Linked DNA regions of Homo sapiens: all the other regions are linked to region 1. Evidence: chromatin contacts called from ENCODE Hi-C or POLR2A ChIA-PET data. All regions are on one chromosome and are shown on one strand. The core of a region is the stretch at or near the end of the contact, and the rest is flanking DNA. Distances in the headings are between cores, read along the strand shown.

The links. A loop is a pair of places that touch in the nucleus more often than their neighbours do. ChIA-PET counts read pairs that join two places held with the same protein, here RNA polymerase II (POLR2A). Pooled maps may share reads with other maps.
Region 2: a loop to region 1 is called in a map of K562, with 3 times the contacts of the local background. The contact joins two enhancer-like sites. A Hi-C loop is called at or near these places in 8 of 168 maps with a recorded cell type or tissue (K562, astrocyte of the cerebellum, head of caudate nucleus and 4 more) and 2 of 50 pooled maps.
Region 3: a map of transverse colon shows a loop between it and region 1 (4-fold over the local background). The contact joins two enhancer-like sites. A Hi-C loop is called at or near these places in 29 of 168 maps with a recorded cell type or tissue (CD14-positive monocyte, GM13976, GM13977 and 17 more) and 5 of 50 pooled maps. POLR2A ChIA-PET finds 5 or more read pairs at or near these places in 2 of 52 experiments (OCI-LY7 and Panc1).

The regions. Positions count from the first base shown.
Region 1 is chr18:79,539,483-79,543,033 of GRCh38, forward strand. No RefSeq gene overlaps it. Among named protein-coding and RNA genes, the nearest start is that of CTDP1-DT, 140 kb to the right of the region's middle. Within about 2 kb of position 1,294, at least 2 of the 41 ENCODE cell types and tissues checked have a DNase peak (open chromatin) inside an H3K27ac peak, as active enhancers do.
Region 2 is chr18:79,623,802-79,627,378 of GRCh38, forward strand. No RefSeq gene overlaps it. Among named protein-coding and RNA genes, the nearest start is that of CTDP1-DT, 54 kb to the right of the region's middle. RefSeq lists enhancers at 2,440-2,939, 3,088-3,577. Within about 2 kb of position 1,495, at least 4 of the 41 ENCODE cell types and tissues checked have a DNase peak (open chromatin) inside an H3K27ac peak, as active enhancers do.
Region 3 is chr18:79,641,273-79,644,894 of GRCh38, forward strand. It overlaps CTDP1-DT (CTDP1 divergent transcript), which reads right to left. Exons shown (of 5, transcript NR_136643.1): 3 at 599-867; 4 at 1-27. Among named protein-coding and RNA genes, the nearest start is that of CTDP1-DT, 37 kb to the right of the region's middle. Within about 2 kb of position 1,944, at least 5 of the 41 ENCODE cell types and tissues checked have a DNase peak (open chromatin) inside an H3K27ac peak, as active enhancers do.

The DNA.
Region 1 (3,551 bases), core at 44-2,543:
TTTCAACAAACATGGAAAAATGTCAGCCATTCTGTTCCAATATCCTGCCCCCTCCTCCAGCAGCTGCAGCTGCACATGTGTTAAGCTGCTTGACACTGGCCCGCGGTTCATGAACAGTCTGCATTTCAGACCTTTCCTCTGTTTTTATTTTACATCGTCGCTAGTGCCACGTCTTCAAATTTACTGGCTTTTTCCTTCTGCACCGTCTCATCTGCCATGGAGCCTGCCCACTACACCTCTCAACTCCAGTGCTGCAGCTTTCCACTCCTGAAGTTTGGTTTGGGAATTTTTATGCCTTCCATTCTCAGCCTCCCCTCTGACTCCCTGAATGCGGGAAGATTGTCGTAGTAAGTGTTCTACTGTCTTGTGGCTAACTCTTCATCTGCTCCGTTCACCGTTGGTTTAACTGATTCAATTTTCTTCTTCTAGGTTGTACTCTCCTGCTTCTTTGAATGCTGCTAATTTCTGATCAGATGCTAGACATTGTGAGTTCTGCCTCATTCTCTTGAGCTTTGGAAGGTGTTGATCTTGAGCTTTGGAAGGTGTTGATCTGGAGCTTTGGAAGGTGTTGATCTTGAGCTTTGGAAGATGTTGATCCTTTTGGGTCATCCTTGCTTTTTGGCTTCATCAGGTGGGACCTGAGCAGTGTTTAGTCTCCAACTAATTTTTCACACTGTGAAGACAAAGCCCTTCTCAGGACACTGCCTGGTGCCTTGCGAGTGTTTCCACTGTGGACAGCGGGATGAGGGCTACTCCCGGCTCTGAGTGAGACCCCATGTTGCTCCCCGAAGCCTCTTGGGCTGGTCAACCCTTGACTGAAGACTCGGGGCTCCCCTTGCAGATCCCAGAGCCCTCCCTCCGGGCAGCTCTCCTCGCTGGAGATCCAGCCTGAGACCTCCAGCCTCTGTTTCCTCCTTGGACTTGGCTCCTTCTCCTCAGCCCTGCCTGGGGCCTCTCCCTGCACTGGGGCTGGAACCCACGCCCGCCGTGCACTGGGCCCCACCTTGTTTGCCCGCCCTCCTCAGGGACCACGGTCTCTCGGTGCCTGGTGTCTGATGCCTAACACAGGTTTCAGATATTCTGTCCATTTTTTAACTTGTTTTCATGGAAGAGTAAATCTGGTCCCTGTTAGTCCTTCTTGGCTGAAAGCGTAAGTTCTGATGCTGATGTCTCAGAGCTTCCTTGGCCAAATTTGAGTCAGTGCAGTAGTCAATCTTCCATTGTCCCTGCATTTTACACCATACAACAATAATGCTATTCAAATAAAAACTGCGTGTCTAGCCAAGAGAGAGGCTTGTGATCACCAGCTCTGCCTCAGGGCCTCCTGTAACTTTAATCGGAAGGGAAAGCACCAGAGGTTGAAAAACAGCTTTGGCTGCCAAATGTGCCTTTACCTGGAGGAAAAACAAAAGAATCCTGGGGAAGACAGAGGAGGTTTTCACAGTTTTTAAAACAGCAATAGGGAAACAAAAATGTATCCATGTCCAGCTGGCGTGGGAATCCCCCACTCCTCCCACACAGTTCGGGGTGTCGGGGTGGCTGTCAGTGTCCTGGGAGCTCCCCTCTTCCCTTCCGCCGCCTCCACCCAGCCGCACTGCACTTTCTCATCCTGATGTCCCCACACGCTGCTGCCTGGCTCGGCCACTGCCTCTCCAAGGCTACACTGCTTTGCAGGGAGGGCCACTACCAGCCACCTCCCGCAGCATGGAACCTGGAGACTGACCACGGAACTGCCTGTGTGTGTCTACCCAGAAAATGAGGGTCGCTGAATTCACGGATGGTTCTAATTTTTGTGTCTTCATGGACTGTACCTGGAAACCTTATTAACTGAGACTACCTTAATTTGGAATTTGGAATAATTGGAACTTAACGATGATTTGGCTGGATTCAAGTTTACCTTCTGACTTTCTAGTGAGAAGGGGGTTTGCCAAGCAATTTAATCTCTTAAAACAAGAATGCAAGTGTTTCCTCATGGGAGCATTTTAAAGACTTTCAGAATACTCATTGTTTGCATGCAAATAAGGCTGCTAATTATGAGATTTTTTTTCCTTTTCATTGGAGGTCCCAGCAGGACCTGACTTGAAAATGTGCTATTAGCAATTAGTTCTTGTAATGACATAGACTTGAAAGAAATAAAGGAAAAATTTTTTAAAAACCCTCTAATATAGACTTTTCACAAATTTAGACACCACTTAATCTAGATTATAACAGCTAATGTCTGTAGCTCAACTATGGTTGTCAGAGTATTTTTCAAATGTGTGCTACCTCATTTGATCCTCAAAGCTGCTCTGAGAGGGAAACGAGGCATGTCACATACCCAGTCTACAGGTGAAGGCACTGACAGGGTTAAGGTGCGGGCTGCAGGACCTTCTCACTGTGTTAATAGGTTGTTCCATCCATCCATCCATCCACCCATCCATCTACCCATCCATCCACCCACCCATCCACCCACCCATCTATCCATCCACCCACCCACCACCCACCCATCCATCCATCCATCCATCCATCCCTTCATCCATTATCCATCCATGTCCATCCACCCACCCATCCATCCATTCATTCATCCCTTCATCCATCCATCCACCCACCCACCCATTCATCCAGTTATCCTTCCCTTCATCCATTTATTCACCCACCAACCCATCTATCCATTATCCATCCAACATCCATCCATCCACCCCCATCTATCCACTCATTCATTCATCCCTTCATCAATCCATCCACCCACCCACCCATCTATCCATCCATCCCCCTACCCATTTATCCATTATCCATCCCTTATCCATCCATCCACCCACTCATTCATCCATTATTCATCCATCCATCCATTCTTCTACCCATCCATGTACCCACTCACCCACCCATTCATCCATTATCCATTTAGCCACATTCATCTATTAACTCATCCATCCACCGATTATTTATGCACCCACCCACCCATCCATTCATTCATCCACCCATTCACCCATCCATCATCCATCTATCATTCCACCACTCATCCACCCACCCATCACCATCCATCCATTTCCATTTATCCACCATCCATCCATCCATCTGTCCACTCATTCATCCACCATCCATCCATTCATTCATTTATTCATCGATCTGTCCACCCACCCACCCATTATCCATCCATGTATTTACCCACCCAGCCATCAATTGATCCATTATCCATCCACCCACTCATTTATCCATTCACCCATTCATCATCCATGCATTCATCCACTATCTATTCATCCATCTATCCATGTATCCATCCATCCACCCATTCATCCATCCATCCATTCATCCATTCCCGCTGAGTTCACATGCTTTACTATGCTTTCTCACTTACACCTCATGACAATGGCTGACGCTGAGATTCCAGCCCCACTTTACTGAAGAGTTTGCTAAGGCCCAGCAAGAGCCGGCTGCACCTGAGAGTTGTTCCACTCTGTGCAAGGCTCTGTCCCGACACCTCTGCCAATTGAATTGTTCCAGGCTCTCCCTCAGGCACACTCAGTGAACTGAGACAGGAGGGGATGTCTGGCAGGGAGCAGTGAGAGCCATGG
Region 2 (3,577 bases), core at 245-2,744, 85 kb after region 1:
TGAGCTGTGTACAGTAGGTAATAGAGAGGCTCCTGCAGACACGGGGCTGAGGTGTGTACAGTAGGTAATAGAGGGGCTCCTGCAGACGTGGGGCCGAGGTGTATACAGTAGGTAATAGGCTCCTGCAGACACGGGGCTGAGGTGTGTACAGTAGGTAATAGAGGGGCCCCTGCAGACATGGGGCTGAGGTGTATACAGTAGGTAATAGGCTCCTGCAGACACTGGGCCAAGGTGTATACAGTAGGTAATAGAGGGGCTCCTGCAGACACGGGGCCAAGATGTATGCAGTAGGTAATAGGCTCCTGCAGACACAGGGCCGAGGTGTATACAGTAGGAAGCAGGAACTGCAGGACACCCTGGGGCTGATGACAGTCATTGGGCCACATTTCAGGGCCAGATTTTCTGGGATTTTTGGGGAGGATGAGCTACATGCCTGGCTTTATGGATTTAGTCCATGGAATTTGCAACATGATTTTCCACAAGTCATTGGCCCTGCCGTTTAGACGGAAGGTATTGATAAGTAATACATTATTTATAAGCTCCGCTCAAAGGTATTTTCACATCTTTCTAGTCCTGGTGGAGACATTGATTTTCCCTGAATATATGAACAGTGCTTAGATTTAACCCCGCTCCAAGCTTTGTGCCCTGGTGAAGCTGGCCGCTGCCACAGCTCCAGGGTGTCACACTGCACATGGTCTTCCCCACCTTCAATGGTCACTTGGGGCTGGAGATGTGGCCTAACACTAGCCCAGTCTGACTCGCCTCCAGGCTCTGGCTTCTGGCACCTGGACAAGGAGACCCTCACTTTCATGGTCCCAAGGCACTGTCAGAAACCACTTTGTGGTGTCAGGAAGAACCAGTCTCAAGATAATGCAGAACAGGGAGATTAAAACAAGACCACGTGGTTGGTGACATCACTGAGCTGCTGGGTCAAACCATCGCTGAAGCCTTCTCTTCTGGATGTCAGCTACAGAAGCCAATAGACCCCCTTTGTTACATTATTATTTAAGTGAGTTTGAATTGTCAGCAATCTGACTGATACAGCTCAGTGAAAGTTGAAAGTTATAGTGTAATTTCCTAACACCTTGAAAATCCTGCCTAGGCTAAAGGAAGCACTGAATGGTGTCTTCTAAGGGAAGTCCTGCTGTATGGCTTGTAAAGATTGGCTATTCGCAGGTTCCTGCGAGGAGGAATTTCACTGACACCACTGTTGCGGCACTTATTTTTCTGTGCATAAAGACTACTAATTTAGGACTTTATATCCACCACAGAAAAGTCAATTTTATGAGACTGGTTCCTTTTTAAAGCCTACCTCTCTGCAGTAAGAGACTATTTAATAATGACAACAACAATATGCTTGTGAGAGCAAACGAGGGTTGCAGCTCCAATTCAAGAGGCCAACCATGGCTAATCTTGAAGATTTTCACTCATTAGCTTTTTAAGGAGCTGTTAACTGCAAACGTGGGACTCAGAGCTTCGGGGACTTTCCGTGTTGAGTGTTCCGCCAGCAGTGCTTGCATGTCTCAGCAGCACAGAGCTATTTCTGGGGAAAGCAGAAATAATAAACTCACTGAAAATACCCATGATTGATCCAAGCTTCCTCTTTCAAAGAAAAACCGGAAGTTCCTCCTTCCGTATTCTTGTGGAAAGCTTTGCAGGTGCAGGGCCATGCGGCCGGGGAGACTGGGGAGCAGCCCTCCTGCCGCTGACGGGTCAGGCCGGCTCCGTGAGTGATTAATTCCCAGGTCACATTTCTGTCCACAGCTGGGAGACGATGATTAAAACTTGAGTGTGTTTATTCCTTTGCATTGGAACTTGAAAACATCAATTTTTATTTCTTGGATAAGTAATCAGAAAAGTAAAACAAGATGAAAGAAAGGAGAGTTTGTGCTACGGACACAGTCAAAGACGTAGAAAGGCACAGTCCTGGAAGGAGTGTGGGAGCAGCTTGAGAGCAGATGGACGGAAAGAGCCACAGTGGAGGCAGCCCAGAGACACCTGGAGATTAGGGGCACGTGGCCCAGGCCACATTTCAAACCACAGGCAAGAGAATGGCTGATTTGATCCCTGGAATAGAGACCATTTTGGAAAGTTAATTTGGAAGCCTGTAAGATGCAAATTCCAAGCAGATTAAAGTTTGTAGTGATGGGGTTTTCTGTAGACAGACTTTTTCTAGATGTCCAAAGAGCTGATCGGGCACGGGGCTCCTGATCCGCCTGCCGGGCTCCACGGGAAGAGCCTCAAGGTTCCATTCGGTGCTGAGGCCGAGCCACACTTGCCTCTGGAGGGGCTCATCGCCGGCTGCATCTGCAGGCTGCTCTTGCAACGCCCTCACTGCAAAATGCAAAGAAGATCCACTCCATGTCCTGTCCAGCTGCCTCCGTGTCTAGAAAGGGGCCTGTCCACTTCATGTCTGAGTGACAGGGGCCTGCCCCTGACAACACAGCGGCCCGCATGCCACTGAGGAAAAGCTTCAGCGAGAACAGAGACACGTACAGGGTGCTGCCCAGAGGGGAACTCGGCTCCTGCAGGAAGGGCTGGTGGGACGGCTGCCGGGGCGTTTTGGAACATAAGCCACTCTGCGTGCGTCCCACACAAGCAATTTCTGCTGCAGCAAAGCACAGCCCTTCTCTAAGCAGGGCAACGCCGGCCACCCTCCTCCCTGCCACTCAGGCCCCGGCTCTCAGCCCAGCCACACACGCTGCAAACCCGTGGATGACATTTCCCCTTGCTTCAAACCTCCATCCCACTTTCTGGTTTTATTTTATTTTATGCATTTTATTCTATGTGATCTATTTGCAATCTGTTCTGGAACTAGGCCAGATTTTAATCAATTAACAAATCGGCTGCTTTAGAGTCTGGCAACCCCAACTTACCAGAGTCATTTCCAGGTGGATAAAGCCCCCAGGTACAGGGATTTGGGGAGAGATTTTGCAACGTTCTGTAGAAGTAATGTTTTTTACACTAACTTGTTAATTACAGAAGATCAGCACAGAATCTGAAACAGATCAATAGGAATCAGAGAACGCCCACGCTGCAGCTGCTGCCCCCAGCCCACGCCACTGCCGTGGGGCAGAGCCGCTGTCCGAGCGTTCAGTCTAACCGATCTCGCTTCCTCCAGAGCTCTCCACCCACCTCCAGAATCTGCACCGAGAGCAGCCTGTGTTTAAGGACTCTGATGGACAGACGGCGGAGTGGACGTCCCACCCTCACGAGGGAGGCCGCCGGACACATCACCGGGCCACTGCGCCCAGCTGGCCCTGCAGAGGCGCTGCAGGAACTCAGGCACGCTTGATTTGAGAGCAGCAAGCACAGAGACGCCCGTTTGTCACATCCAAATAAGCAGGTGTCAGTCTTCCTGCCCGACTCCCAAATCAGGGCCAGAGCCTGCTCTCTTCAGCTTGAAGTGAGTCAGCCCGGGGCTAGCGAGCAAGCTGGGGTTCAAGTCAGGTAACACTGGCCTGGCCCGCCGAGGAGGAAGGGCTCACGCTTCAGGAGCAGAGGGGCCCGACCAGTCACTCCCCAGGAACAGGGCTGCAGGCGAGGAGGGGGCAGAGTGGGGAGAAGAAGCACAGGC
Region 3 (3,622 bases), core at 694-3,193, 100 kb after region 1:
GATCACGTTGTGTGGGTTCATTCCGCCCTGGATAGACACGTAGGTGGTGTGTGCCTTTTGGCTTTTGTGAACAAAGTTGCTGTGAACATGGGGGTGTAGGTGCTTCTTCGATATCCTGATTTCAATTATTTTGGGCCTATGCTCAGCCTTCACTGTATTTTAACATGATTTTATCTTTCTTTAAGCGACTTTTTACATACGTCCATAAAATTTTAACTTGTTTAGTTGAGCGGTAACTGTAATTACAGTGGACCCTTGAGGAATGCAGGTTTAAACTACATGGGTACATTTATTAAGCCAGTAGTTTGCACATGGCAGGTCCTCCTGGCTGCAGGGACTGAGTGTGGGGACTGGTCCCATATTCGAGGTTCTGGGACGCGTCCCCCAGGGACATCAAGGGACGGACAACTGTGCCATTTTTCATATTTGCCACCAGCACCATCTCTAACTGGGTTTTCTGCTAATCAACGCCCCTGATTGTCAGGAGGAGAGGAGACCGGGCAGTGAGGCCCCAGTGCAGACCCCGGGCAGGCTGGGCTCACTTTAGCCTCCCCAGGCTCCCTCCCAGCCTCCTGGCCTCGGGTTCCAGGCCTCTTACCATGAGGACGATGACAGGCCCGGAGCTCCCGTTCTGATTTAAAACTGCGGACCCAGCCGAGACCCTGCAGGGCCTCCAGCCCCACCTGCTCCTTCCAAGCCCGGTCTCAGCCCGGTCAGCGCCGCCCCCTCCGCCCTGAGGAGGAACCTGGCCCTTCGGAAGTCTTCCACTGTGTTCTCTGGGGAAACCACGGCGCCTCTCTTGCCAAAGCCTGGTTCCTTCTCTCCCTCTTTACCAGGCTGGGTTTTGCCGGCATTGTCTGTCGGATGCTATGGAGATGGGAAAATGAATTTCATCTTTCATCTTGCACACACCTGTCTGAAGGCCCAATGTTGCCCTGGTGTGGGGACAGCGAGGGGCAAACTCGAGAAGCCCCTGTGGACGCACAGGTGGCCTCGTGACACCCCCAGGGGAGGCGCCCCAGACCCCCCCCCCCCGCCCGACGCCAGAACCCACGGGGCGGGGCCTCGCCTGGAATGGGGCATCCTCTCTAGAGGACTTGGGATACCTCGAACTATGCAATGCGGTGTAAATACTGTTTACACGGTATTTTATTGGGTTTTTTTTATTGTTGTATTGTGATTTTTCTTCCCCTCTGGGGTTGGTGGAACCCTCAGTTGCAAACAGGAATGCAGAGGTGGATGGTGGTTCCACGATTTGGAAATCATGAAAGACTACAGAGTCCTGCCAGCTTCTTGGTAGAACTTTGTTTTTTATAAGCTCGATAGAAGATCTTATTAGCTTGATGATTCTTTGAGACCAGGTGCTATTCTTATCTAATTTATTTATTCATTTATTTCCTCAACAAATATTTCTTAAATGACTTTTATATTCTCCCCCAAGCATCTTAAGCAGATGCTTAATAATAGGAAATAACACTCCCTTTATACAATAACATTACGCAACGCCATCATTTGTTCTCATAAAGGCAATTAGTGCATGAATTTCCACCCCCACCCTCAAAAAATTGCAACACTGTGTGCGGTGGAGAAATCCTGGGCTGTCTCAGGTTTCCTCACTCCACACTCTCCCCAAGACAAAGTGGGTAGTTACCGCGCTAGAAGGTGGCCAAGAGCATGTGAGTCTACAGGCAAGTACCTTACTCTCCTGGGGTGAAAATAATTCGGAGAAAGTAGAATATATGAAAAGAAAGTGTGGAGTTAAAGAACCAAAGCTCACAGACCATCTCCCCAGTAACCAGAGTTACTTAAATGCTTTGAATGCCACTTCTCTCATCTAGAAAATAGGGGTGAGGCCTCTAACTTCCCAGGACTGCCGCCCACGTCAAACCCTACCCCGAGCATGTGAAGCCTCTGAGGCCTGCGATTTTGGCTGACAGAGGCACAGGCGGAGGCCAGGGCAGCGTGGGGAGCAGGAAGCCCCCGTGGCAGAACAAGAAGCTCCCCGTGGGGGAACAGGAACCCAAGCCCCATGGGGGAACAGGAAGCAGGTGAACTTGCTGCCTCCCCTCCCAGCTGGTGCGTCCCCAGCAGACAGAGGCCCCAAAACACCGAGTGACTCAACCTACAATCAGGCTTGTTTCCAAAACCTTGATTTCCAGGTTTCAAAATTGTAAGCTAAGCCCCGTCCATGGCCATGTGCCGCCCAAAGACCCCCCTCAGCCCCTCAGCCTGTATTCTTGCCCCCATAACTGCAAGCACTGCCCGGGATGGCCAGTTCCATAAAGAGCCAGCTTCCTGATTGCATTATCCGAGGACGAACCTCCCCAGGACTGAGGAGTTCGTCCCCCGCGGCTGATCACACAAATGGATCAAGGGCCTCCTGCTTGGAGGCCGGAGGGGAGAGCAGGTGAGACAGAGTCATCGATTCCCAGGCAACGTGGAGCACACATCTGCGCCTGGAAGGGGGCTGTCCCATTCTCGTGGAAGTCAAGGGATTTTTACTTCATCCTCCCACAGGCATCCTTCCTGCGCTGTTTCAGAGCCTAGAAGCTGGGGTGCCCCACAGGACTTGGCCATGTCTGCACCTCAACCGACAGTCACTTAATATGTTTCTCGAATTAATTTTAAATGTAATTTTGCTTTTCCACTTAGGCTCATTGTAAGTAAAACGAGTGACATCATGGACTAATGTGCCTGTTATATTACTCTCTGTAACACATTCGAATTAATGTATAATAATACGTAAGAAATAACTAGTAAAATAAAGAACGTGTGTGCACATTCTTCCTAAAGAGCCTCTCTTGCACGGACAGGACTAGGCATAAGGTATTTGGGGAAACTGTCTCGCGAGAAGTGAGGGGCGGAGGCAGGTGTCCGGAGGCCTGCAGGTGCCACGGGGCTGAGGCCGGCCTCCTGCGCGGAGTCCCTCCCTCTGACCTCCCCGGGGTGCGAGCCCCACCTGCAAGGCGGTGGAGAGACGTCTCCATCTAGTGGCCGCCTGCTTCCATTACACTGGGAAGCAAGTTCCTGACCCTGAGGGTCCCGGGTTCCTTTTGGTGATGAAAACCCTCCGGAACTGAATAGCGGTAATGGCTGCACAACCTTGTAAATATACTAAAAACCCCTGAATTGGGCATTTTAAAGGCATGAATTATATGGTACGAGTTATATCTCCATTTTTAAGAGAACTTTTGTGAAAGGTTTCAATATATGAGCAGAAAAACCTTGTTCACGTCTTCTTATGGTGAAATGAAAGCATCTGAAGCACAGTGAGTGTGTCTTTTTTACTTTGTCCAGAAACATGAAGTTTAAAACATCCAGGGACCACAAGTCTTCGAGATAGAAATGTTTCATTTGTGCTTTTCTGTAAGCCACAGCTATAGTTACTACTGAATACCATTCTTCCAGGACCCTTTTATCTGATATTCTAATAAGTTGTTTCTTTTTAAAGGCACTTCTCCCTAAAAAGTGTTCTCAGGCTGCAATTACACGGATCTGAAGTGTGCGGCATACGGCTTTGCTCTCACTCTGCAGTGGAGCTTGTGGGTGTGGTGAAATGATGATGTTTTATTCTAAGGGGAGGCCGAGAACCATCTGCTTCTCGACGGAAACCATGTGTTAT